Regions from separate parts of the Mus musculus genome. Here all the other regions are linked to region 3. Evidence: chromatin loops called from intact Hi-C (ENCODE). Cell type or tissue: left cerebral cortex. All regions are shown on one strand. Region 1 holds the start of Tpcn1 (two pore channel 1). Region 2 holds the start of Oas1c (2'-5' oligoadenylate synthetase 1C). Region 3 holds the start of Plbd2 (phospholipase B domain containing 2). Region 4 overlaps Oas2 (2'-5' oligoadenylate synthetase 2). Region 5 overlaps Rasal1 (RAS protein activator like 1 (GAP1 like)).

What was found. Hi-C counts contacts between places; a loop is a spot of excess contacts. Peaks named below come from ENCODE experiments on the same cell type or tissue, not always from the same donor. Only the 100,000 strongest peaks of a DNase experiment are listed, where the experiment ranks them.
Region 1: it touches region 3 in a loop (3-fold over the local background); 17 of 42 quality-filtered maps call a loop at or near these places.
Region 2: a loop joins it to region 3, with 5 times the contacts of the local background. A loop is called at or near these places in 2 of 42 quality-filtered maps.
Region 4: it touches region 3 in a loop (2.1-fold over the local background); 4 of 42 quality-filtered maps call a loop at or near these places.
Region 5: a loop joins it to region 3, with 2.2 times the contacts of the local background. A loop is called at or near these places in 5 of 42 quality-filtered maps.

Annotation. Positions count from the first base shown.
Region 1 is chr5:120,588,585-120,593,584 of GRCm38, reverse strand. It overlaps Tpcn1 (two pore channel 1), which reads left to right and starts at 4,972. Exons shown (of 28, transcript NM_145853.2): 1 at 4,972-5,000. It overlaps Iqcd (IQ motif containing D), which reads right to left and starts at 4,562. Exons shown (of 5, transcript NM_029408.2): 1 at 4,491-4,562. In left cerebral cortex, CTCF peaks have their summits at 1,253 (motif pointing left), 2,764 (motif pointing right) and 4,891; DNase peaks (open chromatin) are centred at 1,255, 2,824, 4,690 and 4,822; H3K4me3 peaks cover 395 bases; H3K27ac peaks cover 49 bases.
Region 2 is chr5:120,809,970-120,814,969 of GRCm38, reverse strand. It overlaps Oas1c (2'-5' oligoadenylate synthetase 1C), which reads left to right and starts at 2,456. Exons shown (of 7, transcript NM_033541.4): 1 at 2,456-2,536. It also overlaps the pseudogene Oas1b. In left cerebral cortex, no CTCF peak of the experiment used is centred here; DNase peaks (open chromatin) are centred at 230 and 2,411; H3K4me3 peaks cover 1,343 bases; H3K27ac peaks cover 539 bases.
Region 3 is chr5:120,502,743-120,507,742 of GRCm38, reverse strand. Plbd2 (phospholipase B domain containing 2) reads left to right here and starts at 4,120. Exons shown (of 12, transcript NM_023625.4): 1 at 4,120-4,456. The coding sequence starts at 4,152. In left cerebral cortex, a CTCF peak has its summit at 2,290 (motif pointing left); DNase peaks (open chromatin) are centred at 2,277, 4,126, 4,511 and 4,691; H3K4me3 peaks cover 981 bases; H3K27ac peaks cover 863 bases.
Region 4 is chr5:120,744,756-120,749,755 of GRCm38, reverse strand. It overlaps Oas2 (2'-5' oligoadenylate synthetase 2), which reads left to right. Exons shown (of 11, transcript NM_145227.3): 1 at 1-297; 2 at 972-1,218; 3 at 3,901-4,079. Among named protein-coding and RNA genes, the nearest start is that of Oas2, 2.6 kb to the left of the region's middle. In left cerebral cortex, a CTCF peak has its summit at 3,114 (motif pointing right); a DNase peak (open chromatin) is centred at 3,108.
Region 5 is chr5:120,671,088-120,676,087 of GRCm38, reverse strand. It overlaps Rasal1 (RAS protein activator like 1 (GAP1 like)), which reads right to left. Exons shown (of 22, transcript NM_001359144.1): 16 at 4,403-4,547; 17 at 1,349-1,521; 18 at 561-698; 19 at 347-482. Among named protein-coding and RNA genes, the nearest start is that of Rasal1, 25 kb to the right of the region's middle. In left cerebral cortex, a CTCF peak has its summit at 2,258 (motif pointing right); DNase peaks (open chromatin) are centred at 1,225 and 2,261.

The sequences.
Region 1 (5,000 bases), 86 kb before region 3:
GCAGGGTGTGGGCACCTTTTTCCTATCCCACTTCTCCCCGGGCAACACCCCAGGGCCCCCCTTTTTATTTTGTTCCCAACACAGGTCGATGCAGATGCAGTAATGAGGTCACAAGCCAGATTGTAACCTCCATGAGAGCCAGCCAACATGTCATTGGGTGTCTTAGTTAGGGCTTCCTGTTGCTGTGAAGAGACACCATGACCAAGGCCATTCTTACTTAGGAAAACATTTCATTGGTGCTGGCTTACAGTTCACAGAGTTTCAGCCTATTATCATCATGGTGGGAAGCCTGGCAACGTGGTAGGTAGAGTTCTCTATCTTGATCCACAGGCAGCAAGATGGGGTGCTCTGTACCACACTGGTAAACCTTGAGCATATATATATATATATATATATATATATATATATATATCCTCAAAGCCCCGCCTCCACAGTGACACGCTTCCTCTAACAAACCCACACCTCCTCCAATAAAACCATACCTCCTAATAGCGCCACTCCCTATGATCGAACATTCAAACACACGAGTCTCTGGGAGCCATAGCTAGTCAAACCACCACATTTGGGTTGGTTTTTTTGTTTGCTAGGCAGAATCTCACTGTATTGACCATGTGATTTCCAACCTTTGCCTCCAAAGTAGCTGGAAACTACATCGTGTGGATTATATTTGGTTTCTGGAGGCCCCCTGGGACAGGCTTGTGGCAATGGTGCTGAAAGTGTCGAGAGAGAGGGTCTCAGCTGTGGTCAGGGGCTGCAGAGTTTCAGAGACAGATGGCGGTCAGTAGCAACTGGGGATAGGTGCTCACATGGCTGCTTGCAGTGGTCAACAACCTTCTGCAGCTTGGGACAGACCTGGGCGCGGTCACCTGCCCTTCTACAAGTTCCAAAGTGAAAAAGAGGAAGCCAGGGAGGGGCTCACTGTATAGTAACTGAGTTCACTTGGAGCCCAGTCCCTGTGGCTCCCACACAGTCACATGAGTTTTTGTGATCTGATCACTCTCTCCAGGCTTTGGCTGCCCTTCTCTAAAATAGGGACAGACAGGGGACTTTACAGTACTCTCGTATAAATGCAATACTACCAAATATGTCCAGCTTTTATGACTAATGCAAAAATGACAGGTAGGAGCTGAGAAGATGGCTCAGTGGTTAAAAGCACCTGCTGCTCTTGTCGGATCAAGGTTTGGCTCTCAGAACTCACATGGAGCAACCATTTGTCGCTCTAGTTTCAGGGGATTCAGTGCCCTCTTCTGGCTGATGGTAGTACTGCACAATATGACGCATATACATGCAGGCAGGCAAAACATTCATACGCATTAAATAAAAAATCAAAAGAAAGAAGTTCCAAAGTACGACTATGGTATATCATTCTGCAGACTGAACAGAATAGCAGAGGCAGGAGGATGCTGGGGGTGTTGGCTTCCAACCTAGATGAGAAACGCTGGGTTCAGAGGAACACACTCAGAGCTACAGAGGACACTTAATCCCGCTTCTGGTTTCTGTGTCAGATGCTTTGAATTCCTTTCTTGGTCAAAGCATGCTTTAGAAATGTGCATTTCTGTTCGCACATGACCGTATAGTGGATTGTTTTGGTTGTTTCAAAAAAAAGGAAGGGCTGATAGTGACACATCTGCTTAGCATGTGTGAGGCTCTGAGTTCCATTATAGCATTAAGGCATGTACCTACACACATGTATACACATACATACACACATATAATCACATACACACATATAATCACATGGATACACATATACATGCATACACACATGCACACACACACATATACACTTTTTTTTTTTTTTTTGGTTTTTCAAGACAGGTTTCTCTGTGTAGCTCTGGCTGTCCTGGAACTCACTCTGTAGACCAGGCTGGCCTCGAACTCAGAAATCTGCCTGCCTCTGCCTTCCAAGTGCTGGGATTAAAGGCATGCGCCACCACTGCCAGGCATACATACACATATAATCACATGAATACACATATACATGCATATACACATGCACACACACACATGCATGCATAAGTGAACAAGCATGCATGCACACATACACACACATGCACATGCATCCACATGCACACAATACACAATACATGCACATCCTTATACACACATCCACATGCATATGCATACATACATATCGTGCACACACACATACACACATGAATACATATCCACAACACATACACATGCACACACGTACACACAGGAAGTAAATAAAACAGAACTTAAAATGCAGGCTAGAGAAATGGCTCTGTCAGTAAAATGCTTGAATCTGAAGCTCCTTCATACTCATGTAAGAGCCAGGTGTGACACACAGAATAAGAAAATAAACCCTTCATCTTTAAAAAATATTAGTTACCAGAGTATAAGATATCAACATAATTAATAGAGGAAGCACAGACTTCGTATTTGCCTGGTGTTTGGTGCAGTGTGAACCCGCGTTATTCTTTCAATAATTAAGCCTGCACTGAGAGTAGAAGAGGAGATGCATTTCTTTGTCCATTAAAAGGAAAAAGTTTCCTGCATTTGAGAGCATTCAGGTTAAAATATTTTCATTGGCTACAGGATCTAGCCCGTTGCTATAATAAAAGCTGAAGTTCAGAGATACTTTACCCTGATGTTCTGTTTCAAGTGTTCTTGATTTTTAATCACTTTTAATTCCAAGAACTCTCACTAGGACCTCAAAGAAAAAGTGTGTGTGCGTGCGCGTGCATGCATGCGTGCATGCATGATGTTCATGAGTGCAGGTGTCTTTTGGGCCAGTAGAGGGCGCTGGATCACCTGAAGTCGAGTTACAGGCAGTTGTGACTCATGAATGCTAGGAACTGAGGGCCCTCTACAAAAACAGTGTAATGTCTAAATGTCTAAGCTATCATTCCAGCCCTCCCATTTCAGACAGGATTTCATGCAACTCAGACTGCCGTCACTAACCATACTGTTATGGTTTATATATGCCCGGCCCAGGGAGTGGCACTTTTAGAACGCCCTGTTGGAGTAGGTGTGGCCTTGCTGGAGTGGGTGTGGCCCTGTTGGAGTGGGTGTGGCCTTGTTGTAGGTGCGTCACTGTGGGTGTGGGCTTTAAGACCTTCATCCTAAACTGGGCGTGGTGGCGCACACCTTTGATCCTAGCACTCTGGAGGCAGAGGCTGGCGGATTTCTGAGTTCGAGGCCAGCCTGGCCTATAAAGCGAGTTCCAGGACAGCCAGGGTTATACAGAGAAACCCTGTCTCGAAAAACAAGAACAAACAAACAAAAGACCTTCATCCTAGCTGCCTGGAAGTCAGTCTTCCGCTAGCAGCCTTCAGATGAAGATGTAGAATTCTCAGTTCGTCCTGCACCATGCCTGCCTGGATGCTGCCATGCTCCCACCTTGATGATAATGGACTGAACCTCTGAACCTGTGAGCCAGCCCCAAATAAATGTTGTCCTTACAAGAGTTGCCTTGGTCAAGGTGTAAAGCGAGCAGTCAAAACCTAACTAAGACACACACTAAGCACTCAATAAGCCCATGTTAAATATGTGAATTATTCGTTGTATGAGCCAAGAGAATGTCCTAGGAAATGCTTAGACAGAGGGAGTTAGGGTAGAATAAGTCGTGGCGGGGATCACTGCAATTAGCCTGGCAGTCACAGCACACACACGTTGTGAACATACCTTGTGCACTCACATACACGTAGGCACCCACAGATACATATAAAGTAAAAATAAATAAAGCTTTACGTTATTTTAAAAGAGCGTGTACGGCTTTTTGAAAGGACTAGAGTTTAGTCCCCTGCACCTATGACAGGTGGCTCACAACTGCCCACCCGTAATTAATTTTAGCTCCAGAGGATCCAAAACCCTTTGTCTGTATTCACATTCACATACCCCACCAACGCAGACATAGTGATAATAATATTAATAATGATAATAAAACTTTAACAATTAAAGGGGAAAAAACCTAATTAGACCAAGGGTGGTGGCACATGCTTTTAATCCCAGTACTCAAAGGCAAAGACTGGTGGATCTCTGTGAGTCTGAGGCTAGCCTGGTCTACAGAGTGAGTTCGAGACTACATAGTGAGACCTTGTTCCAAAATCAAAACAAACAACAAATCCTTATTTTAAGCATACACTGAAGGGGGTCACGCACCCAGCAAGCTGACCTCTGAACATAGTGCGGACAGTGGGCACCAAAACAAACCAACCCATCCAATTACTTGAACTAAGTTCACTCGATGTGAACTTCACAAATGGTATCAGTAAGAGATGAGGAGAGGGACTATGAAATGGCAGGTGGACCAGACAGGAAGCAAGACTATCAGAAGAGGATACTTGATGGTGCTTGCAGGAGGCCTAGAGGAGGACAGGATGGAGGTTGGGCAAGGGAGTGAGGACCTGGAGCTGGACGGGATGGCAAGTGGGGCGCGGACGCCTGGAGGGGAGAAATCACTGGACGGCGTGCCTACTAGGTGCACACAGCCTGCAGCCTGGGGCTTCCCCGCTGTCACTCACCAGCTCCTCAAGATGCAAGTTTCTTGGCCCACAGTTAAGCAACTCGGCGGCCCTTATGTTGCTAGGTTACGAGCCACTCTTAGAAGGCGGGACTTTGAGTTTGACTGACATTCTTTTTCACCATTTAACTTCGAATCGGGTTGCGTTGGCTCCGCCTCCTGAAAGATGGCCAATCAAAATCCCCGCCTCTCTGACGTTTCGCCAATGGAAAGACGCAGGATTCCTGTTGGTTGCGCGAGTGAGGCGGGGGTGGGGGTGGGGTGGGGAGGAAAGGGGTGTTGCTTCCTCGCCCCGCCCTCCCTTTGGGAGGAGGGCTGTGAGAACGCTGAGTGACGTGTAGTCTACCCTGTCAAATTTCATTGCGACCCCTCTGATGGCCAGTAGGCTGTGGCCTAGGGCCGTGGGCGGGGCTTTCGGGGCTGAGTGACAGGAGTCGGCGGATGCGAAGGCTGGCGCAGCTGCCGCTGTGGCAGCGGTGAGGCGGCGGTGGCGGCTGCTGAGGCTCCGCGC
Region 2 (5,000 bases), 310 kb before region 3:
TCTCAGAACTGAGAAGGGGGAGACTCTGAGGGTCCCTGGGGCTCTTCCCAGCCAGTCAGGCTCAAGTGTGAATTCTGAACCAGGGAGAGACAAGGTCTCAAAAAAGATGGATGACTCTTGAGATGAGTTAGCCATGGTTCCGGATCACACCCACACACAAGAGAACACCTACGCAACACACATGTGCACACACACAGAGGTGGAACTAGAAGGGAGGATGAAGGCATGCAGAAGGGTGAGCTGAGGCTCTCTGGCAGGCTGCCTTACCCAGTAAATCATAGGCTGGCAGCACATCAAACTTCACCTCCTTCAGCAGGTCGGGGGCGCTCAGCTTGAAGCTCAGAGCCCGGGAGTTGGGACTCCTTAAACTGTGGACCTCAAACTTCACTCCACAACGTCTCTCATGCTGAACCTCGCACAGCTGTTTCTTAATTTCCTTAATCAACACTCCCTGTTGGTTTAACTGATCCTCAAAGCTGGTGAGATTGTTAAGGAACACCACCAGGTCAGCGTCTGACCTGCCCTTGAGCGCGGTGCCTTTGCCCTGAAAGACAAGAAAGAGAATGACAAAGGACAGGGAGAGCCATGCTGGGAGGTCCAGATGCTGAACTGGAGTCCATCACCAAGGTGATAGATGGATGGATGGATGGATGGATGGTTGGATGGATGGAGCAAGCTGCTAGATGTGCAGGAGAATATTAGTCAGCCCTGAAGAGTGACATCAGAATCTATGTAGGAAAATAGAGGGTGCTGGATCTCCTCTTGATACAGAAGATAAACCACACCGTGAAGGGAAAATATCCATGTTCATCTGTGGAGTCTCTGTGTGTTCAAGTGTGTGTGTGGGGGGGGGGGCTGTGTATGGGAGTGGGGGAGAGGTCTAAATGAAACAAGCACAGAAGAGTTTGGGAAGGGTACAGTAGCACTCATGCAGTGCCCACATTAGCTGCACACATGTGACATACCATCAGAGAGTGAATCTCTGGGGAGGGTCTGGTGGGAGGTAAAGGATAGTAGAGATTGGAAGGAGACTATGACTAAATTAATACAGATATATGAGAATGTAGCCATAGTCCCATGGTTGGCATTGTTAGCTGGGAGGAAATATGCGCAAGTGACATCATTAAAGAGAAGATGGCCTTGTGTGATATAGAATAACATATAACATCATAGAGAAACTGAAAAAAACAATAAAGGTGATCCAAGTCTGTAAAACAAATATCATAAAAAGAAGAATTCATGCTGAACAAAGCCTCCCTAAATAAAATGCTTAGAATCATCACTAACACACATGAGCATCAGCTACTGTTGAGAGAGGGCATTACAAATTGTCACATCTCCGGATGGAGAGGTGGGTCAGTAGCTAAAACTGCCTGCTGTTCCTGCTGATGACCTCAGTTTAGTTCCCAGCACCCAAGCAGGCCAGCTCAGAGCCACCTATGTAACTGCAGCTCTAAGGGATCTGACACCCCCTTTTCAATTCTGACCAAACCTGCACTAACACATACAGAGCCCCACTCACAACTAAAAATGTAGAAATACAGTCAACTGAAAACAAGAAAACAACTTCATTTCTGCACCCTTCACAGAGTCTGAGAGTTAAGTACCAGTGTCATGAAATGTGATTTGACAGACAGCCCGGGAACCGAGTCCAGAGAGGGTCCATCAATCCAGTCACATAGCAGGCGAGTCCTGGTCTGTCCTCCGTGTCACATTTGACTTAGTCTATGTGACCTTATCATTCCTGGGGCGTGGAACACTGGACATGGAGAAGGTAGTTAAGTTACCCTAAGTCACACAGCAGTGCAAAGGTTGTATTACCACTGCCCCACCACCTGCCCCTCCACTTTCCAGAAAACTGCTTTGCCATTCTGGGCCTCAGTTTCCCCGACTCTGAAATGGACATGGCCTGGGAGTGGGGAACATAAACTGTAGCTGAGGCTCCTTCTCCAATACAGATGTGGGACTTGGGGGGAAGAACCCATCGCCAGCTGTGATCAGAATTAAGAGGAGGGATCAGGGTTGCAGCCTGGCTTCTGAAAGTCCTGTCCCACCTCATCTCGGCCAGCTCAGGCTGAGGAAGGCTCACCTTGACCCCTTTAGAGGCCCTCATTCGGCGGACGGGGCCCCGGAAGGATCTGTCCTTCAGGAGAGCACACAGGGCATCTATGACTTCTCTGAGGTCAGCACAGAAGCTGGTGTCCGGGAGATGGTTCTCTATGAACTTATCAAGCTTCGAGGCCGGGATGCTCCTCAGATCCTGCTCCATCCTAGGTCCAGCTTTTACCTCTGCAGCCAGCAGGTCCTGTGTCTCCTAGGCTGGCTGAAGCAGAAATGGGACTTTCAGTTTCCATTTCCCGGGAAGGGCGCGGATATGCAAATCATCCAGGCCCGAGCAGCCAATGGCGTTAGGGCTTCTGAACAGGTACCTCCCCATCCAAGCCTGAGCTTTCTTAAGATCCGGCCCAGGGAAGAATGTGTAAGGAAACTGACCTGGCTTTCTCGGGATTTCTTCTGGAAAAAAGGCTGTTACACGGTACGTTTTAGGAACAATCTGTGCACGTAGAAGAAGGGAAACGGAATCAGGAAACCACAGAAGGTGGCTGGTGGCTCCTGAGCTCGGCTTCCATCTCCTGCAAACGTTTTAGGCGGAACTGCTTTTTTTTTTTTTCTTTTTAAGAACAGCACCTCCCCAGGTTTTGTTTTTCCTTTACCTCTGGACTTGCAGGTCTAGGATTACAGACAATTCTAACAGAAAGCTCAGACTTCCCAGAAGCCCCCTCTCCTACTCACACCCTACATTTTCCCCTGTGGTGCAGGGGGTCTGGGTGAGGGTGGGGTCTGGGCATCCCCAAGGGTGAAGTACAGGCCGTACCACCAAGCTGGGGACAGTACAGGTCAGCAGTGACTATTAAAATGAGCTGTCTTTCAGGGCCCTGGCAAGGTTGAAAATCACCTTTGGGTGACATACCCAAGGCCTCATCAAAACAGTTTGATGCCCTCCAACCCCTGCCTCCATCTTCTCATCTCTTGTTTAGAGGGCAGAGAGAGGGCTCAGAGTTTAAGAGCTCGGGCTGTGCTTCCAGTTCCAATTCTGAGAACTGACATGGCAGGTCCCAAACACACACACACACACACACACACACACACATTCACATGCACACGCACAGGGCATGCACACACTAAATACACTCCTGAGCTTGCCTGTGCACATATGCACACAAATACACAAACAAGTGTATACTCACATGTGCACACCCGAGCATTAACCAGGATGTACTTCGATGAGGAAATAAAGAGTCTGGCCTTCTGCAAGAGCAGGATTGGCCTTTATGCATCTCCAGGAAGGAAGCCATTGCTAGTGGAGACTGCTCACCGGGCACAGGGAGCTCCAGGGGATTAGGGTGGAAATGGGACCTTTGGGGGTCTGCAGACCTAGTCCTGCTTCCCCAAGCTGGTGGATTTTGGTGGGGTGCTTACCCCGTTGGCCTCCCTGATCCTCACTGCACACTGACATCAGCACCATATCTCCTCCTGCAGGGAGTCACTCAGACTGCCTGGGGCTTCTAGGTCATTAGCCCTTCACATGCAGGAAAACAGGGAAGAAAAACAGCATTGTGGGTGGCCCTAGCAGTTCAGCAGGCAGAGGCTGATGCAGGAGGATGGATAGTGGAGGCTGGTCCATCCTGGGCTACACTACAGCTGGATTCACTCCAGAGTGTGAGGGGGAAAAAACCCTAAAACAGATGAAGAAATGAATGGAAAAAAAAAAAAAGGATCCTGCCCAATGCTGTGGCTGAGAGCACACTCTGGGCAGTAACACAGTTCTTTCCTTAAAGAAACAGGAGCGGGAAGTTCCACTGACCAAAGTTGTGTCATTCCAGGTCAGAGGTGAGCCCTCAGCACAAAGTGTCAGCTGCTTTAAATTCCTTTTGGTCAGCCAGGTGTAGTGTCACAGGCCTTTGATCCCAGCACTCTGGGGTCAGAGGAAGTTGGACCTCTGTGTTTTTTTTTTTTTTTTTTTTTTTTTTTTTTTTTTTGGCTAGCCTGGTCTACAGAGTGAGTTCCATGATAGTCAGAGCTCAGTGGTGAGATCCCGTCTTGAAAAATAAACAACAACAAATTGTTGTTGGTTTTTGTGAGCCACCAAATAAATCTGGGAAGTGAGCCCAGGTCCTCTGCAAGAGCATCCAGTGCCTGGCCCTCCTCTGAGCCATCTCCCCAGACCCCAGGTACAATCTTCTTGGCCTCATTGGGAGGCATGGTGGATTCTGAGGGAACTGGGATGCTGAAGGCCCCTCCCACAAGTGCCAGGATGGGAGGACGGGAGGCCAGCTGAGAGTCCTGAGCAGATCTGGGGGAGCACCAAGCTAATCGTGCTTTAGATAGTCTATACATTTATTTCCTGTGTGTGAGTATGTGAGGTCAGAGGACAGCATGTAGAAGTCGGCTCTCTCTCCTTCCACCACGTAGGTCCTGGGGACCAAACTCAGGCCACCAGCCTTGGTGACAAACACCTGTGCCCTCTGAGCTATCTCAGTGACTCAGTGACCCTTTTTGTTCTTGGTTTGGGAGACAGTCTCATAGGCTAGGCTAGCCTTCAACTTGCAGCAATCTCCCTGCCTCCGTGCTGGGATTATAGTGTGTCCAGCTCATCTCTACTCCGCCGCCCTCCTTCCCCCCGTATCCTAGCGAGTATCATTAAGCCCAGTGAGATCAATGCCCCTGAAAGCCTGACTGAGTCTGGGAGTGCCCAGATGACAAGGTTTAAGACCCTGAACCACCCTCTTGGCCACATAGCCAGCTTCTGCTGGGACACACTGCTTTCTTCATGAGCCCCATGACCCCGCCCACACTGTGTCAGCTCTATCTGGCCTGATTGGGCCCAGACTCAGCTCACCTCCAGCTCCCACTCAGGATTTAAAAAAACAAAAACAAAAACAAACAAACAAACAAACAAAAAACCCATGGCTTGCTGGAGATTGAGAGTTCTATGGACT
Region 3 (5,000 bases):
AATAACCCTGTTTGTTTCAAACAACAATAACAGCAACAACAGCAGTAACAACAACAACCAAACGAAGCAACCAAAGCAAACTGCAGCTACTGACTGGGGACCCACAATACTTGTGTGTATGTGCCCTGCAGGAGGGGAGCTGTAATCTCCATTTCACTAATGGGAGAAGCAGCTGTTGGCGGGGTGGAGATGAAGTGTTTGTCCCCAGGGCTTGCAATGGGAAGAGGAAAAGTCTGGATGGCAGCCATGTCTTCCCCTCCAGGTTTGATCTCCTGGTTCACACACAGGTTAAGGCCAAATCTGCCCCCATACTTATTCAGCATGCCCACGGGTTTCGAAGATCAGGTTGTGGGTGGCAGCTGGGACATAGTAAAAGAACCTGGGGACAATTCTTGCAGAAGTGGTCAGGGGTAGCCAAAGTGGAAAGAGAAATGGAACTTTCTATTTCAATCTAAGAGGCCTTGAGACCAAGAGGTTCCTTAAAGATTCATGAACCTCACCTTAACTAGTTCTCTTCTCAGTGATGCCCTCACCTTAACTAGTCCCCTTCTCAGTGATGTCCCCACCTTAACTAGTCCCCCTCTCAGTGATGCCCTCACCTTAACTAGTCCCCTTCTCAATGATGCCATCTTAACTAGGACCTTTCCCAGTGATGCCCTCACCTTAACTAGTACTCTTCTCAGTGATGCCCTCACCTTAACTAGTACCCTTCTCAGTGATGTCCCCACCTTAACTAGTCCCCCTCTCAGTGATGCCCTCACCTTAACTAGTCCCCTCCTCAATGATGCCATCTTAACTAGGACCTTTCCCAGTGATGCCCTCACCTTAACTAGTACCCTTCTCGGTGATGTCCTTACCTTAACTAGTCCCCTTCTCAATGATGGGCAGAGAGTCACAGGAGCTCCTTACTGTCTCGGGAGCTGGAGAAGTAGCAGATGGTGTTATGTGAGAGAAACTTCTCATGGGCCCTGCCTGGCTGCTGCGTGCTCCTCAGCTGGAATGTCCCTTCAGGAAACTGTTGAAAACGACCCTTGTGGATCACAAGCACTGGCTGCAACAGTCGGTACAGCACGCCTGTGCAATAACTGGAAGTAAGCCAAGTGCTCAGCACAGGGGATTGGATGGGAATACTGCTGCTCGCTGATGGGAATACTGCTGCTCCCCTATGGACTCCGCTACGGTGATGTTAAAGTATAGAACAGCCAGGCATGGCGGCACACACCTCTCCTTCCAGAGCTTGGGAGGTAGAGGCAGGAATATCTCCGTGAGCTCTAGGCCAGGCAGGTGTACAAAGTAAGTTCCAGGCTAAGAATTATATTATATTAACATACTATATTATATAGTTTATATAAAATATTCATATATTATAAATATATTATAAATTACATTATAAAATATATTGTCTATATATTATGTAAATAGTTATTACTACTACTACTACTATTTTGAGTCAGGGTCTTTCTATGTAGCCCTGGCTGGCCTGGAACTCACAGAGAGCCAGCATACCTGGCTCCATCTTATTTTTTGAGAGAGTATCTTACTGAGCATGGGGGACAGTCATTCAGCAAGGCTGGCTGGCTGGTGAACTTCAGCGAGCCTCCTGTCTCTGCCTTCTTCTGCGTTGGGATTATAGTGTATGGAAGACTGTGCCTGGCTTGTTACATGGGTGCTGGGGGCTTAACTCAGGTTCTTCTGTTTGCATTCCCGTGTGTAGGCGCTTTAGAGCAGTGGTCTCACCCCGTGGGTCACGCCCCCTTGGTGGAGGCTGAATGACCGTTTCACAGGGGTCATGTCATGTACCATATCTGATATTTGCATTACATTACGAGTCATAACAGTAGTGAAATTACAATTAAGAAACAGCAAGGAAATGATTTTATGGTTGGGGGGAGGAGTCACCACAACATGAGGAAATGTATTAAAGGCTTGAGAGTCACCGATTTGGACCACTACAACATGCTTAGAAGGCACCCAGGCTGGGGAATAACATGGACCTGCGTCAGCGAGTGTGTGCCTTTGTGCATCTGTGCGCGTGCTCTGTGTATATTAGTCCCCAGCGATCACACACTCCTGTTGTGCCTCTCTCGTGTGCCTAGCATCTGGTAGCTTTCCTGTGGGTCAGGCTGTGTTCACTGAGTCCGCGAGGCTTGGAATCGTGACCTCACCTATGGCAGGGAGGAAGGATTGGAACCCAAAGCAGACTCCTCCCCCTCCAGCCAGGGCCTGGCCTTCCCTAGGGAGGCAGGAAAGTCGAGCGTGGCTGTGGTTGTGTCTGCCCCCTGGTGGCTGGGAAGGGCAGCGTCCACGGTGCTTTCGAACTGTTCGACTCCCGGTGCTGAAGGTTCTAGTTTTGTGACTAGAAGTCATTTTATCTGCTTGGGTCTCAGTTTCCCCAGCCTGTTAGGGACTTGGCGACAGAAAGTGTTTGCAGTAAGGGATTAACAGATGACAGAAGAGACTCGGATTTATGCCAGGGAATGGCAGGGGAGTGCCTCTAGGGTAAGCAGGCAGTTGTGAGGTTTTAGGTAGTATCTTGTTTATGTTTTTTAGGTAGGATCTAATGTCCCCTAACAATGTTCTTTAACTTTAGTGTGTATCTGAGGCTAACTTTGGACTCTTGATCCTTCTGCCCCTGCCTATAGAGTGCTGGGTTTACAAGCATGCATTAAAAAAAAAAAGTTTAAGGGACCTTAAACTTTTCTCTTCTTTAAAGACAGGACTGGGCTGGAGAGATGGCTCAGCAGTTAAGAGCAATGGCTGCTCTTTCAGTGGACCTGGGATCGATTCCCGGCAACTAACAGTGGCTCACAACCATCTGTAACTCCAGTTCCAAGAGAACAAGACCTGGTGCCCAGACGTGCATGCAGGCAAACCACTCATTCACTTATTCATATCCTTTTTTTTTTTTTTAATGATGAGAACTTATTTAGTCTATGTAAGTCTCAAGATGGTGACCCTCCAGCCTCAGTCCAGTAACTGCCGGGCTTACCGGTGTGTCTTTAAATATGTCCCTCAGGAAACACCTTTCCTGCTCTGTGAAACATTCTAGAAAGGTTATGCATCAGGGTAGGGGAAGAGGGACAGAATGAGTTCTTTTTTGGTATGGGATCAGGTCTCACTCACACTGTACTCCAGGCTTGTCTGGACATCTTGCAATCCTCCTGCCTCAGTCCTTCTCAGTGCTAGAATCGTAGGTGTGAGTCACTTTGTATGTGTGAACCCGTGGCATTTGTCACTGGTTGACCAGAGGCAAAGTTGGCCAGCAACTTGACCAAAGATGTTGATCTGCGTTGAGGACAGCTTGTATGTTCACACCCTTGGCTTCTGGGGCCTGGGGCTGCTGGTTGAAGGTCTGACACCTGCATTGGTTGAAGTGCCAATCACTGCCTCTCTTTGTGTACATTTTGAGACAGATTCTCACTCTTTATTCCAGACTATTTTGCAGACCTCAAAAGCACAGGTACAGGTCCTCCAACATCCAGCTTTTTAAATAAAAATTACTTTGAGACGGGATCTCATACTGTGTACTAGGCTAGCCTGGAATTAACTCTGTAGCTCGGGCTAACCTGATTAACATATTGGGACTACTTCATTCATGGACAAATAGGAAAAAGAAGTTGCGGGGCTGGGAGATGGCTCAGCAGTAAAGGGGGCTCGATGATCTTGCAGAGGACTTGAGTTCGAATTCCAGCACCCACATTTAGACAGTTCACAACAGAGCCTCAGGGAATGTAACACTCTTTTCTGGCCTCCACCTGCATCCACATTCCCAAAAACACACACACACACACACACACACACACACACACACACACAAACACACCATGCAGATCATACACATAAAAGAAATCTAAAAATATTAAAAATTAAAAGAAGGTGAGGAAGAGGAAGAATAAGTAAAAAAGGTGAGGAAGAGGAAGGATAATTTAAAAACAAAGCAAAAGCAAACAAACAAAAACCAGAAAGAAATTCCTTGGGAGGGAAGGATGCTGAGCGGTTTTTTTTTTTTTTTCCACAGAGAGCGCGAGTCCTTTAAGGCAGGCCCCGCCTCTCCAGGAACACAGACCACGCCCATCCCGGAAGCCCAAGCACAAGCCCCGCCCCCACCCCGCCCCTCGGGACGCAGTCACGTGGCCCGGCTGCGGCTCGCGATGGCGGCCCCCGTGGATGGGAGCTCCGGCGGCTGGGCGGCCCGGGCGCTACGGCGGGCACTGGCGCTGACCTCCCTGACCACACTGGCCTTGCTGGCCTCGCTGACCGGGCTGTTGCTGAGCGGCCCGGCGGGCGCTCTCCCTACCCTGGGGCCCGGCTGGCAGCGCCAAAATCCGGACCCGCCGGTCTCCCGCACCCGCTCGCTGCTGCTGGACGCCGCGTCGGGCCAGCTGCGCCTGGAGGATGGCTTCCACCCCGACGCGGTGGCCTGGGCCAACCTCACCAACGCCATCCGCGAGACCGGGTAAGGGTTAGCCATCCCCGCCACGGCCTGGCGGGTGACAGGGGCCCTGGACTGCCTCCCTGGGGAGTCCACAGCCAGGTCTGGCCCAGGGCTGGTGGCTGACTCAGTAACTCCTATCCCCAACCACAGGGGTTCTCCCCGAGGGGCCAGGGGACCTGCCCTCTGTCCACACGGGTCCCCGCACTTAAGGCGAGCTGGACTAGAACTCGGTATGTAGACCAGGCTGCCCAGGAACTCACACAAACTCGCCTGCCTTTGCCTCCGGACTTCTGGTACTAAATGTTTACTCTGCTGCCCATTTGTCCCTAGCCTAAGGGATAATGACAGTTGTCAGTAGCCCCAGGCCCTTGTCTCCCTCCAGAGCCAGGGCGGCTGGAGTGAGCCAGGCTCCAAGCCAGAGGGAAAGTTGCAGGTCCCTAAATTCACAAGCGTGGACAGTATCCTTGTTAGATGTTGCTGTCCCTGCCCATCCCAGGGACGAATTCATGGCCCGATGCTTCACTGAGTTAGGTGCTCAGTGTGATCCCTATCGCTCTCGGAACAT
Region 4 (5,000 bases), 240 kb before region 3:
GGAAACTGGTCATCTGACAGGTCATCTGGCTATTCATCTGGCTGGTCACCTGGTGGGTCTTCAGGGGTGCCCTCCGGGCCAGTGCACAAGTTAGAAAAGTCTATCCAGGCAAACCTCACACCCAACGAAAACTGTCTGAAGCAGATTGCGGTGTCCTCGGTGCCATCGCAGAAGCTAGAAGGGTATATCCAGGAAAACCTCAAACCTAACAGAGAATCTCTGAAGCAGATAGACCAGGCCGTGGATGCCATCTGGGACCTGCTGCGCAGTCAGATCCCTGTGAAGGAAGTGGCTAAGGTGAGGCTCAGGGTGGGGGCCAGGGCTCTGCATCCCAGGAGAGTTCGCTGTTCCCAAAGGTGGTGGTGCTGAGCATTGTGCCACACAGGGCCCAGGGGATTGCACTTCGAAGGCTTTCCTCTGAGGACAGACAGTGAAGGGGCCCAAGCTGCTGCCAGGTCTTCTTCCACCTGGCTGCATGACTCCCGGAAGGGTCCTTTACCTCTCTGTGCCTCAGTGTCCAGATCTGCAGAATGAGGTCAGCCTAGACCCCACTTCAGAGTGTTGTGATGGTGAAGCACGCAGTGTTCTTAGCACAGGGACGGCTGTTATCAGTGCTCAGTAAATTACCAGGGATTGACTACATGCATTTGTGCTTTGCCATAGAGTGTCTTTGACTCCACATTTATGAGATTTTTGTTCGTGTATCTTTTTCATGCCTACATAGTACTCTACCATATCTATTTTTTTTCCATGCCTGTATAGTATTCTGCTGTGTTATTTGTTCGTCTTAGCGCAGTTTTGAGTTGACCCCAGTTTGGAGCTAGCATGCAAAACATGGACACAAACTGGTGCTGGCAACCTGATTTTAAAATGCCAGTGCCATTTGGGGGATTTCACTTGATTTAAGAAATGTCACTACCTGGAGCTTCAGAAAGTCTAGATCTCACAACTGCCCCTCCATTTCCCCACAGGGTGGCTCCTATGGCCGGGAAACAGCCCTAAGAGGCTGCTCCGATGGTACCCTTGTTCTCTTCATGGACTGCTTCCAACAGTTCCAGGATCAGATAAAATACCAAGATGCATACCTTGACGTCATTGAACTGTGGCTGAAAATCCATGAGAAGAAGTCAGTAAAGCATGAACATGCCCTTGTAGTACAAGTGTCTGTACCAGGGCAGAGAATACTCCTGCAATTACTTCCAGTCTTCAATCCTCTACGTGAGTGATCTGGGGACTGGGGGTGGGGGGGGTGTCCAAGCATTCTGGGAGTCCTGGGAGGCCACTGGGGTCCCGTGGGCTGAGGCTGTCTCCAAAATGGAGCTTGTAAACTCCTGTCTTAGTCACTGGTCAGTTGCTGTGAGGAGACACCCATGACCAAGACAACTCTTATAAAAAGAAGCATTTAACTAAGTGGCTGGCTTCGAGTTTCCGAGGGTTAGCCCCTTATCACCATGGTGGGAAACAGACAGGCATAGTGTTGGAGCAACTCCGGACCTTCAGAAGAGCAGTCGGGTGCTCTTACCCACTGAGCCATCTCACCAGCCCAAGGACACACCTCTTAATTCTTCCCAAACAATCCATCAACTGAGGACTAAGTGTGCAAAGATAATGAGCCTCTGGGGTCCATTCTCATCCAAGCCACCACAACTCCCAAGAGACAAGAGCCTCCTTCCCTAGGCATACTCTGTCTAGCACTTCATTTTCATCTCATTGACTTTGGATACAATGTTCTAAAGGGGAGCCTTGATAGGTGAGAGGGTGGATGAGTGATGGGCAGATGGACAAATGGTAGAAAGGAAGTGGACAGGTGGATGGCTGGGTCCCACTAAATGTGTGTTTGTGTGGGTGGATGGATGTAGGGATAGGTATGCATGTATGAGGATGAATGGATGGATGATGTGTGGACAGATGGAAAATGAATGGAAGCATTGTGGATGGATGGATGGATGGATGGATGTGTGGGTAGATGTATGTATGTATGTTAAAGTGGATGGATGGATGGATGGATGGATGGATGGATTGATGGATGTGTGGATGTGTGGATGGGTGGGTGGATGGATGGATGGATGGATGGATGGATGGATGGATGGATGTAAAAGTGAACGGATAGATGGATAGATGGATGGATGTGTGGATGGATGGATGGATGGATGGATGGATGGATGGATGGATGGATGGATGTAAAAGTGGATGGATGGATAGATAGATAGATAGATAGATAGATAGATAGATAGATAGATAGATGTATGGATGGATAGATGAGTGGGTTGGATGGATGGGTGGATGGATGTGTGGACAGATGGAAAATGTATGGATATAGGGGTGGACAGATAGATGGGTGGAAAAACAGAAGCACGAGAATGTATCATAGCTATTCTGCCAGCAGTGGACTCCACTGGGCTGACAGCCCAGGACCTCTGAGCTGGAGGCCAGGGCCCCTTCATTGTCCACAATCCTGAGAAACTTCTGGGTTACTGAGCCCTTGAATGGCCACCGCCTAACCATTTTCTGACAAGATGGAGATGTACGTACACCCACATGATGACATTCCCAGAAAGGTGGCATCCCTGGGCCCTTCCCATCTTAGGGTTTGAAGGTGAACTGTCCCTACAGGTTCATGTGTTTGAACACTTGGTCCCAGCTTGTGGAGCTCATTTCAGAGGGTGTGGAGAGGAAGTGGAGGGCTGGGAAGTGAGTCTTAAGGGTGGTAACCCCAGCCTGCTTCTGGCCCCACTCCCATTCTGTGTTTTCTTCCTGGTCCAAGACGGCATCATGCAGCATCACCTCCTGCAGCCATATCTTCCCCACCATGATGGCTATACCCTCTAACAGGGAGCCAAAAGAAAGACATCCCTCTTCCAACCAGAAAAGGGACTGACACATGACCCCCTGGGTCCCTTGTCACCAAATCTAAGATCAAAGGAACCAGCTAACAGGTTCGTTTAGTTGTAATGGTGTGCCTGCCTTGAAAGGGCTGCAGGAAATTCTGGGTTCTCGCTTCTGATACACAGAGTCTGGTAGTAGGAGTCCAGTCCAACTGCTGCCTTGACCCAATCAAGGAAACTGCTGGGAGAAGAAACTCTCCACATGTAGTACTGTATGATGCCACCAGATGGCGATAGATTTGCATCTTCCAAAATAAGATTTAATTACAAGAAAGCAATAAATGTTGCTGAAAAAATAAGACCCTACGGGGGCTCTGAAATCGCTTCCTTTACTAAATAAAAAGGCCAACTAGCCTGGTATACTTGTCTCTACCAGGTCAGGCAGACTGTTGTTGCCATGGTTTCTGTAGTTTTGCCCCACATGAGGCTTGTAAGACTTGTTACATTGTTGCATAAAGGACTTCAGTTATGCCTGGTATAGAGTCACTAGTCAATAAATGGCAAGGGCACGTGCCCAGTACTTGCTGGGGAGTCCATATGGTTCCTTGCCCAAAGCTGTGTACCTAAATATGAACAGCGGAACTCAGTGAGCAAGTGTGGAAACTAATTGGTCCGTACACCTCTCCCTTTCCTGGTCCTGTCACCTCCAGGTGCCCGAGTCTGTGTAAGAGGCATTGGTAGAAGTGTAACACAGACGTATGTAGTTGCACACAAACATTTGGCTTTGGTATTATCCAGAGGCCTTCATTTCTCATGTGTAATTTACTGCCTCATGCTGTGTGTGGCTCCACTGATTCTGTCTTGGGTGCACGCGCACACGCACGCACGCACGCACGCACGCGCGCACGCACACACACACACACACACACACACACACAGAGCCTTCATTTTAGCTTTTATTATCTATCAAGGAGAATAACCCCACTGTTAGCTTTCCCAGAGAGCGAGCAGATCAGGCAATAGAGGATCTTCCCAACTCCAGCTGAGCTTCCCGCTGCTCTCTCCTGTCTCTAAGGCTCCAATGAGAATCCCAGCTCCTGTGTCTATGTGGATCTCAAAAAATCCATGGATCAAGTAAGAGCCTCACCAGGGGAGTTCTCAGACTGCTTCACCACACTGCAGCAGCGGTTTTTCAAGAAATATCCCCAAAGACTGAAGGATTTGATCCTATTGGTCAAGCACTGGTATGAACAGGTAATGTATGTTGTTGCCTTGTTTTGTTTTGTTTTTCCTTCTGCAACACGTTTATTGGGAGAGCATGGACTGCGTAGGCGAAAGCTGTTGCCTTGTTTAAGAGGGTCTCAGTCTAGCCTGGAACTCAAAGTCAGAGATCCACCTGCCTCTGCCTCTGCCTCTGCCTCTGCCTCTGCCTCTGCCTCTGCCTCTGCCTCTGCCTCTGCCTCTGCCTCTGCCTCTGCCTCTGCCTCTGCCTCTGCCTCTGCCTCTGCCTCTGCCTCTGCCTCTGCCTCTGCCTCTGCCTCTGCCTCTGCCTCTGCCTCTGCCTCTGCCTCTGCCTCTGCCTCTGCCTCTGCCCCTGCCAACTCCCAAGTCCTGGGACCAAAGCCACCATGCCCTACTGTATTAGCTTTCTATTGAGATCATTCATAGTGAGGAAATTTCAACCATATTAACAACATACCTCAACCTGATTTGATCTCTTCTTCAGCCACAAACCAGAATAGACTATTTTCTCAACTCAAGGACATGGTGGCTACCTGACTGATCCCAGCACTCTAGAAGAGAAGACACACAGCTCTAGAGTTTAAGGCTAATCTCAACTTCTGAAGCTGGTGAAATGGTTCAGCAGTTAAGAACACATATTGTAGGCTGGAGAGATGGCTCAGCCGTTAAGAGCACTGACTGTTCTTCCAGAGGTCCCAAGTTCAATTCCCAGCAACTAACTACATAGTGGCTTACAACCATCTGTAATGGCGTCTGATGCCCTCCTCAGTGACAGTATACTCACATATATTATATAAATAAATAAATTGAGAGAGAGAGAGAGAGAGAGAGAGAGAGCGAGCATGCACACATTGGTCTTCCAGAGAACAAGGTTGGATTCCCAGCACCTGCATCATCCATCCCACAACCAACTTTCACTCCAGAGGGATCTAA
Region 5 (5,000 bases), 170 kb before region 3:
GGCTAGGGATTCATCCCCGCAACAGCAGAGCAACCTGTCACGGTCATCATATCCCCATCTAACTTCAACACATCTGTCTCTGCTGTGAAAACCTGACACATAGTAGGGATGTTGGAAACAGGACTTGCATGAAGCAAATACTACACTTTGAATATATCAACTTGGTATCAGCTAATAGGACCAAGGAGGTACCGGCTGTCTGCAACCCCACTTCCCAGATGAGAATACTAAGGCACAGAGAAATTAAGTCACACGCTGGAGGTTGCACCACACGCCCAGGTGGAAGTGGGATGCTTCTGACTGGCAGATGGGGACCATAGAGCCTGTGGCATACCCACCACCTCACCTGAGCGCTCAGCCTGGAGGCAGCAGGTCCAGCGCCCGCTGCGGAAGGCACCAGGGTGGCAGGCAACCAGCTTGCCCGGGTTGGGGGCACTGGCTTTGCGCAGGGCTGACAGCCATTGGTTGAGGTCATTCACGTTCTGCAAGAGATGGAGGCCGGAAGAAGATGAGTGAGGCTGAGCCACAGACCCCGCCTCTGGCTGTGCCCCAAGCCTCACCTTACACTGGAGGTAGGTGGTGTGTGACGTCCCGGCGCCATCCTGTGTCACCACCTGCATGACGTGTGGCAGTTGAAAGGCACCCTCGTCCACATGCTCCACAGCCCGGATGCAGGACAGCGGGATGGATGTGTGAACCTGTGGGCCGCCAGGGACAGGGCTGTGACACCAGGTGGAGTGCTTGAGGCCCCATATTCAATTCCTGATAGCTCTGTTGTGTCCTCTCCACAGTCCTGCTCTGCGGCCAGCTGAGTGACACGGTTTTTCTAGGTCTGAGTTTGCTTCACCACCACCATCATCATCATCACCACCATTGTCATCATTACAACTATCATCACCAACCAGGACCACCGTCCCACAATCATCATCGCCAGTTGATGAATTGCAAGCAGTGCCCACAAGCCAAGTCCTAGTCTCCCTCGGGTTACACTCATTAGCACAGGACAGCTGGCACAGAGCCCAGCACACACACACACACACACACACACACACACACACACACACACAGATACACGGGTGATTACGCAGCTGAGTGAGTGCCCGGATACACACCTGCTCAGAGCCGTCAGGACAGATGGATCCTGTGTGTGAGCCTATGATGCTTGGTGTGGACTTTGTGGCCCCCCACCTCCACCCCCACGTGTCCACACCTGGGAGAGCATGCCCAGCATCCCTGTCGCAGGCCATGCTGGCCCCAAGCTGAGAGTAAGCCAAAAGTTTGGAACAGCTGCTCTGATGGGAGGGGAAAGGAGGTGGGAGCTTGGGGGCGGGGCATGTTGGAGTCCCACCTGCCACTCCGGAGTCTTGGAGTAGGAGAGGTCCCGCCCACTCAGCCGGAAGTAGCGCTTCTTGAAGGCAAAGCGCGTGGCCAGGCCTCCAGGCTCCTCCTTGCGCTTCAGCAGGAAGCCTTCTCGAACAATGGTTGAGGGTTGGACCAGGGCGCAGGCTGGACCCCCGGCCTCTGGGAAATCGAGAAAGAGGGTGTGGGACTCTGCCATCTCTGGGGTCTCTAGCACCTGCCAAGGGGCAGGAAGTCCTACCCGCTGTGACAAGGAGGGGTTAGCAGCTGGGGAAAGTGGAACCCAGGCCTCTCTCAGGGCCCTGCTTGTGAGACTGCAGCTGTCCTAGTCAATCCAGTGATGTCTCAGACAGCCTCAAGCTCCAGGCTGCAGACCTCTCTCTGTCCCAGATACCCCACCTCACCCCCAGACCACCACAACCAGGGCTCTCCACTGCCCAGGTTACCCCTATGTGATCTGAGCCCCCCATTCTGTCGTGCCCTCCACCCCAAGTCCTCTATTTCCGAGGGCTACACGGCACCACTCCCAAACAAGCCCCAGTTCTGCCACAGCTTTTTAGCACCCCACTTCTTTCTTTCTTTAACCCCTTTCTCTTTCTCTCATCTCTTGTCCTCTGTTCCCACCCCAGGGCCTTTGCACGTGCTGTTTCCCCTGCCTGGCTCACTCTGGCATTGACACTGGTTCTCCAAATCTCAGCCAGAGTGACTCCATCTTGAACCAAGATGCCATTTAACTATTCTGCTTGCCCAGACAGAAGCCCCAAAGAAGCCATCCTCGCCCCCATCGCTATCTCTGAGGCCAGGAGAATCTCTGATAAGAGCAAACTGGAGTGTGTTTAAGTCCTGGTTTGGGTCTGTGCCCGGTTGCCTGAGTTCGCAGTCATTCCACAGCACTGACACTAGGTGGCGCTCTGAACCCAACGTTGCATCCGCGCTTGAGTAGACAGGTGCTTGGTGCTTGGTGAGTCAGAGGAGGGGGACTTTGAGGAAAAATAAATAAATAAAGCAGCAGTCCAGATAAACTCTGACTCCATTCTTGGGGCACGGGGCAGCGTCCCCGTACGGGAGCTGGTGTCAATTAAACAACACTCCAAAAGAGTCACAGCACATACTCCAGAGTGTCATTCTAGTGGCACCAGGGAGGCCCACTCGGGCCATCTCTGGGCCATCTCTTCTCTTCCCTGTCTTTTCATCTTCCTTCCCTCTCTTTCATTAGATTGGATCTCACTGTGACACCCTGCCTGGCCTAGAACTCTCCATAGACCAGGCCTCTCTTGTTTCTGCCCCCTGAATGTTGGGAATAAAGATGTGGACACCGCCTTCGCCCTCCCAAGCCCCCCCCTTCTCCCTTCCTTGGTAACTCCCTGACACCCCATCAACTTGGCTATTGTCTTTTCTGTTTATTTGGTTGTTGGTTGCATAGTTTGGATTGGTTTTGGTGGTTTTTTTTTCAATAATTTTTTAGTGGTTTTATTTATTTTTATTTCATGCGCATTGGCGTTTAGCCTGCATGTGTGTGTGTTAGGGTGTCAGACCCCCTGGAACTGGAGTTACAGACAGATGTGGGCTGTCATGTAGGAGCTGGGAACAAGTCCAGGTCTTCTGGTAGAGCAGCCAGTGCTCTCAACCACTGAGTCCCTTCTCCAGCCTGGTTGTTTTATTTGCTATCTTGTTTGTTTTGTTTTGAGACAGAGTTTCTCTGTGTAGCCCTGGCTGTCCTGGAATTCTCTCTGTAGACCAGGCTGGCCTCAAACTCAGAAATCCGACTGTTTCTGCCTCCCGAGTGCTGGGATTAAAGGCCTGTGCCACCACGCCTCAGCCCTTGATAATTGTCTTACAACATGGTCCCCATGAGAGTGAGATTCTATGAATAAGTCCAGGATTTTCTTCTGTCTCACTCCCTTTTTTGGTATGTGTGGTGCATGCATGTGTGTGCATATGTGTGTGTTTGTATGCATGTATATACAAGTGTATGCATGTGTGTATATTTGTACATGTGTGTGTATGTCTCTGCATGTGTGTATGTCTTGTGCATGTGCATGCATGTGTGTGCATGTATATAAATGCATGTATATATTTGTACATATGTGTGCCTTTGTACATGTATGCACACGTCTGCATGTGTGTATCGTGTGTGCATTTGTACGTGTGTGTCCATATCTGCATTTGCGTGCATGTGTGCATGGGTGTATGTATTGTGTGTACGTGTGTGCATGTGGAGACCCGAGGACGACATCTGGAGTCTTTCTCTGTTGCTCCCCAATTTATTCTTTTTTTTTTTTTTTTTTTTTTTTTTTTTGGTGTTTTGAGACAGGGTTTCTCTGTGTAGCCTTGGCTGTCCTGGAACTCACTTTGTAGACCAGGCTGGCCTTGAACTCAGAAATCCGCCTGCCTCTGCCTCCCCAGTGCTGGGATTAAAGGCGTGCGCCACCACGCCCGGCCCCAATTTATTCTTTGAGACTGAGCCACTTGTTGAGCTTGGAGCTCACCATTTTGACTACAGTGGCTGGCCAGGGAATCCCGGATGATCTGCCTGTCTTCACACCTCCAAGGCCAGGGCTATTAGCAGGCACAGCCAGGCCTGGATTTTAGGTGACTGGGAATTTGAACTCAGATCCTCAAGTTTGCTCAGCACTTTACCCACTGAGTCATTTCTCCCTCATGAAATGACTTTATCTGAAAAACCTGCAGGGGAATCTATCTTATCTTTCTTTTTTTTAGTGCTGGGGTGGAACCTAGGACCTCGTACATGCAAAGCAAGCTCGACTCCACTAACTCTCAGTCCCAGGCCTTTGGGGTGGTACCTGTTACATAACAGGGACTTAATGAGCATGCCCATACCAGAGATTCCATGCCATGACCCTACCACACTGCTACATTGGCAGAGATGACCTAACCAAGCCCGACACAAAACGTTAGTTGACTGACTAGTTGACCTGCAGGTCCAGAGTTTTAGTACTGGGGACTAAGGGAGTGGGATATCGAGTGCTCCCGGGGGATGGGGGGGGGGACAAGCCAGGAGTGGAAGGACCACAGGACTCACCCTCATCCTCGTCCACATCCACCAGCTGGTCCAGGAAGTCCCTCACACGTGAGATGCTCTGCAGCAGGAAGGGATGGAGCGGGGCTAGCCACTGCTCCTTGCCCTGGCCCAGCTGCTGGCCCAGGTTCCCAATGCTCTGCACAGCCTGGAGCAAAGAAGAGAAGAGGCCAAGTGCACAGTGAGGCCCCAAATTCTGCTTCTCTCACTCATACTCCTTGGGCACTGTCTGATCCCCCCTTTTGGGATCAGCACCCCCAGCTCCTGCCCAGATGAGCACACCCAGCACCTGGCACTGCCCATTTCTATCAAGTGAACTTGGGGAACCACAAGAGCCACAGTTGTAGGTACTTTGTCAAGAATAGCTTAGTTCATACTAAGGTATAAATGACTGCTGGTTCACCTCTCCTGTTTCTTCTGGAAGGCGTGAGTTTTGATGGTCTAGTTAAGTGTAGGAGGAGGAAGAGGAGGAGGGTTAGGCGCTGAGGCTGTAGCCCAGTGGTAGAGTGATTGCCAACCACCCCTAAGGTCCCATGTTCAGTTCCCAGGACTGCCAAAAGGAGGGGGAAGCAAATGAAAGCTAGGCACAGTGGTACATTTA